Linked DNA regions of Homo sapiens: region 2 is linked to region 1. The links are chromatin contacts, found by Hi-C in ENCODE. All regions are on one chromosome and are shown on one strand. The core of a region is the stretch at or near the end of the contact, and the rest is flanking DNA. Distances in the headings are between cores, read along the strand shown.

Evidence for each region. A loop is a pair of places that touch in the nucleus more often than their neighbours do. Pooled maps may share reads with other maps.
Region 2: a loop to region 1 is called in a map of GM12878, with 2.7 times the contacts of the local background. The contact joins two enhancer-like sites. A Hi-C loop is called at or near these places in 3 of 168 maps with a recorded cell type or tissue (A673, GM12878 and OCI-LY7), 5 of 37 single-sample maps with no recorded cell type and 3 of 50 pooled maps.

Annotation. Positions count from the first base shown.
Region 1 is chr10:62,612,669-62,615,368 of GRCh38, reverse strand. No RefSeq gene overlaps it. Among named protein-coding and RNA genes, the nearest start is that of ADO, 190 kb to the left of the region's middle. Within about 2 kb of position 1,313, at least 2 of the 41 ENCODE cell types and tissues checked have a DNase peak (open chromatin) inside an H3K27ac peak, as active enhancers do.
Region 2 is chr10:62,707,358-62,710,341 of GRCh38, reverse strand. No RefSeq gene overlaps it. Among named protein-coding and RNA genes, the nearest start is that of ADO, 96 kb to the left of the region's middle. Within about 2 kb of position 1,606, at least 2 of the 41 ENCODE cell types and tissues checked have a DNase peak (open chromatin) inside an H3K27ac peak, as active enhancers do.

The DNA of each region.
Region 1 (2,700 bases), core at 64-2,563:
CTCTCTATAGACTGCAATCTTTTGGCTCCAAGAGGTTAAGGAAACTAAACATATGAATAGTAGAAAGTGTCATATTCCTGGATAATAGAGTTATTTTAAAAAACAAACAAGGGATGCTGGTACAAATCTCAGAGTACTTAAGGCATCATCCAGAAAAAGAAAAAGAAAAAAAGAACACTTCCCCTGGCCTGGATATAGATGGTGGGTCTGACTGGGTTGGCATGTGATGCCCTGCCTGGCAAGACAGGACAAGAAATGAATCAACTGCCCAATGCGATGGTATGTGCTATTTCCAAGCTGCCTAGCTCATGAGTGCTGCACAATCCAGCAGCCCACTCTAATTTGTCACACCAAAGGCTGCCTTCTTAGTAAACAGTTGTCCACACTTCTGTTGGTTCTGAGTCACCGCTTAGTGTTCAAACTGAAATGCCAGTGCAGTCCTTGGACTACACCATGCAGTGTGAAACCAAGGGAGGCGGGCCAGGCAGGACAGCACTTCCTGTGGAAACTTCCGGGTCTTGCAAAGGAGCCAGAGCCTCCAACCAGTGTTCCGCAAGGGATGGTTGCAGAGCAGCCCCCTGGTCAGAGCTACCCCCTCCTCTCAGTGAACCCCCTCTCTTTATAGCTGAGGAAACTGGAGGTGAACTGGCTTTGTGACTTGTCCAAGATCCCACAAGTCTTTTTATGACCTGGCTTCTACCCTCTTCGATGTCATCCCCCACCTCATCCCACAAGCATCCTCTTCCCAGTCAGATGAAGTCATTTCAGCGACATTATTGAGTGTGCCACGTTATTTCACTTCTCTTGTCTTTGCGTGTATGTCCTGTCAACCTGGATGCCATTTCTACTCCTTCGTGGCTGGGGAATGACTCATCCTCCAAGACCCAACTCAAGCATCTCTTCCTTTCCGAAACCCTTTTTGACCAGTTGTTTCTCCTCCATCAAAGCAGATCTATCCATTCTGTGCTCTGTTCACATAACTGCTTATCAACCTGGAAGGCATCATATCTTAGAAATCTGTTTACTCCCCTAGGCCATGGGTAGTCAAGTGGCAGTTAGGATTGTGTTCAGCTGCAAGTAACCAAAAGCCCAGTTGATCAATATCTTAGACAAATTAGGGGACTAATTTTTTTTAGATAGCCAAGGTTGCCGTGATAACTCTATAATATGATTAATCATTAGGGCCCCTGTTTCCATGTAGATTTCTGCTCAGCTCTCTTTAATTTGTGGCTGTTTTCTTCATGCTTGTCACCCAGTGGTCACAAAATGACTGTTCTTTCTCTATATCCAACTTCCAGACTGGAAAAAGGGAAGTTAATAAGGTATTCACTAATGAAGCCTGCTCCTTCTACAGAGCTTTCCTGGAAGCTGCACTTAGTGACTCTTGCTTCTCTCTCTTTGGTCAGAATGGGACTGGATAGATATCCCTAGTGGCAAAGAGAATGGGAGATATATTTGATGACTTGAATGAATTGAAATTCCAAATACAATCAGGATTTGGATTGTTAGGAAGAAGGGGAGAATTGATATTGGGTAAGAAAGTAACTACCATATGTAGGGATTATGTTGCATTTTTCATTCTCTCTCTGGGGCTTAGCATAGGGCATGGCACATAGTAGGTACTCAATAAATAAATGTCCAAGAAAGAAAGGAAGCGACATTTTATAATTCCCTAGTCCACTGCTATTTGTACAGTATGACTCAGCACATCTTTGAGCTTTTAGACATGAAACGAAGCTTTCTGGGGGTGGGGAAGAACAGCAGGGAGGAGAGATTCCTCGGGGGAGTTTCCAGCCAGAGCTTACTTATTCCAGCTGCGACCACTCAGCTTAGCAATGCTTAGGAGCTAAGAGAAAGGGAAAAGAGTCCATTCTTGATGTGTACAGTTGAACCATCTCCCCCCGCCCCATCCCCAATTCAAAAAGAACATGTTGGTCACTACGTGACATTAGGAGCCTCGCTACATTCTTGGGACATCTCCTTCCCAGTCCCACACCCTATATTGAGACTCCTCAGCTAGGGAGTCAGGCCCAGCCTTGGGTCCTCTAAGGCCAGGTGCTATTTCTGTGTGTCATGTTTGTTTCCAGCTTTTCACAATTATAAACAACTTTGCAGTGAGCATCCCTGAAATAAATCTTTAGGATCATTCTTGTACATTTTAATTATTTTTTTCTGTAGTCTAAATTCCAAAAAAAGTAGAAATTCTGGGCAAAAGGGTATGTTCACTTTTAAGGTTTGTGGAGAAACATCTTGTTGCTTTATGCTCCCATCTGTCATGAATGGAAAAGCCTGCCACCACTCCAGGGGTGGGTGCTCTCCCCTTCTGAAGGTTTCAGTTGTCAAGCAGTCACTCCAAGGGTCTAGTCCTTCCTCCCTTCTGAAACAACAGCAGAACCACTATAAACCAGAAACAAAGATGGAGGACGCATGAAGATAACATGTCTTGATTCCCCTAGCTGATTGTAAGTTTTGCTCTGGAAAAAATGAAGATCATAGATTCCATATGCATAAAGGGAATATGCATTAGATGCTAGGTGAAAGGGCTCTGAGATGGTCCCATGGGCCCAGCTAGGGTCCTTGGGGCCCTTCTTGACTTCTCCCTATCATTCTCAATCAAGTCACCAAGTCCTGTCAACTCTACCTCCTACACGCCTTTGTAGTCAGCCGCCCCCCTGCTTCTGCATCTCCTTTGCCTCTGAC
Region 2 (2,984 bases), core at 357-2,856, 95 kb before region 1:
AACCAATATGTAGAACGTTTATTTTTAACTCTTCATTTGTGCCCCATCTCGAATGGAGCCATTTGATCGTTGTTTTTCATTCTTCTTTGGTTTTACACTTATTTTATACCACTTCATATTTTATGCATTCTTAGATGCTGCCTTCAGTTTCCTCTGAAACAAGATGGAAAACAGGCAACAAACAAATAAAGATATAAATAATTCAGGTTCTTATTACCTCTTTCTCTGGCTATTGGAATACTGGCCTTCCCTTCCCACCTCGTATCTTTCCTTCTGTATATCTTTTACATACTAATCATGTCGTCCTCCTGCTTAAAAGCAGTTAGCAGTCCCATACTTGCTCTTTCGCAGAGCACGTAAGGCCCTTCACAGTCTTAAAACAGTCTTTTCTTAACCTCAGAATCTCCCTGTGTCCTTATTTCCAGCCATGCCAAGCCACTCATTGCTCCTCTTAGAAGTGTTATGTGTTCACATACTTCTAAACTTCATATTGGATACTGTAGATATAGTGGTTTGTGAACATATGCTGTGCTGCCACTTCTCATGAACTCCTATTCATCTTTTAAGGCCCATATCAAATGTCACCTTCTCTGGAGTGCCTTTCCTGATTCCTTATAAAACTCTTTCATTTTACTATAAGTACTCTGTTAGTACTTTCTAGATTCTTTTGCTAATAGTAATTATCACACCATTTTATTGATTTGTTCATTTGTATGTTTCTTAACCATTTTTTTCACTTATCTTGTATACTTTGGTCTTGGCATGGGATAAGCATTTAATAAAAGTTTGTTTTGACTGTGCAAATGAACATTACACTGTTTTTTGGTGGACATCTATAGCTGACGTTTCACCGCATGTGATACCATGGCCACAGGACTTTTGGATTTGTGGGTTTTGCTTAGTTACAACAGTAAGTCACTTTAAAAAATATTTTGTTTCCAATAATAGATTTATTGAGTCATAATAGTCATCTCTAGGTCGAAACAACTAGAATATAGAGTGTACTGTTGGCTCATAGTATCTTTTGGGGTCCCACTAGTCTATCTTAAAAAGTCATTCAGCCCCTCTGTAACAGAATCTCATTGACTAGGAGATTAATGAGAAATTAGCCATGACTAGGCTTGCTGAATTAAAATTGGAAGCAAGGGTTATTACTAGAGATGCTGGGTTTATGGTAGATGAAAGCATGACCAATCATTACGAACTGAGGGGTTTTAGAAACACAGATTTGTTGCATTTCATTAACTAGTCTCCAGACATCTGTATTAGCACTTGTTTGCCAACAATTTACTAATCATTTTATGTGTCTATATCTTACTCTCTCAACTAGCTCAAAAGCAATCTGAGAGAATGAATTATGCATTATCTAATGTAGGCCACAAGCTGAGCATCCTGATGGCAAAATATTACCTGGCATGGCCCTTTGGAACATTTACAAAATGTGGAGGGATACTCCCTGCATCGTGGGAACACAGGCTGTAGTTTAAGCTGCTCTGAAAGTGGAACACTCCTCTTCTTCCTCCTACAGTAGGGCTCAGTGAGTTTTGTTTTGTTTTCTCTATATTTGGCTCTGTGGGAAATCATCTGACCTTGGGTCTTGGGCAGGGACTAACGGGCACGTGAGATCTTGAGGTTTCTGGTTCAGGATACGATGGAAAAAAATCAACCAACTGATAGACTTTAGTTAACACAGAATGAACTGGCTGCCATGAAAATATACCCAAAAGGCTCACAGAAAGGATATTCCTGACTCTGGTCCAAAGGAATTTACATGCAAAACAGTCTCCCAGAGACAAAACCCAGGAACCATTAAAAACAAATTTTCTCTTAGGAGTTAGTATACACTTTTAAGGAGAAGAGCTAACCTGTGAGGATGAGCTTTTAGGAGAACTTGTCCTGGAAGCCTTTCACTACCATGTTGCTCTGGCATTGCAATGCATGTCAGAGATTAAGTATATTCCTGTATCTATGACACCAGGAGAGATGGAATCAAAATACACAAATACATAAAATTCATCTGCTGGTGCAGCAAGAAAACACAGATCAATCAAGACAATAGATTTGGCTCCTTTGTGCTTTAAAAAGCAAGAAAATAAACTTTAATGTTACTATACCCGTTTGGATTCCAAAAGGATCAAATGGCATTTGAATAGTTCTAGATGAAAAGACAAATACTTAGCAAATATATTTTCTTCACTGGTATTAGGCTGCAGGCATTCATGGGAGCTAGGCTACTTATAGTCTCTGCTTTGTATATGTATATATATAAATATATATTTAGCATCAGTAGAGTAGGGGGTTGGCAGGGTGAAAATAGCCTTACACTAATTTTAGATAATTTGCATAGCATTCTCGGAACATGTCTCTCTATGACCTTAATGAAATGAACAACTGGGCTAAGGAGAACAGGGCACAAATGAGACTTTTTTGTGGGGACCTTTCAGTCTTTGCCGACAAAATACATCTATCAATAAGGCATACCTGAAGGAAGCACTTGGAGGGTCTTTATTGCATATGCCAACTGGTTGTTTCTCTATGTAATAACCTTTTTGATAAGCTTTTCGGTAAGGCTAAGTTGTTAGAGAAGAAGCTTTCAATTATTCTCTGTAAGGTGATGGGACATGTCCATATTTAGGACAAATGGATGGAGCTACACTGTGAATAGCTATAGTTCCTAACGAATCGTAAGTGGCAAGATTGCCACTTGCAGATCCCCTGTGTGGTGTAGGCATGTAGAAGGAGAGTGGCAAAAGGCATTGAATGGATTGATTATTTTGAGGCACTCTGATGTTTTTTCTGTGTTTTTGAATGAAGTACAACCACAACCACATCTCTTTATGATAGGCATAGAGGTATGCATGCCACCCATATTCAGAAGTAAGCCAACCTTCTTTAACTACTAAGAATCTTCTAGAGCAGATAAATATAACAAAGTTAAGTTTTTAAAAGAAAGCATTTTTGTGTTTCCAAACAATGCAATTATT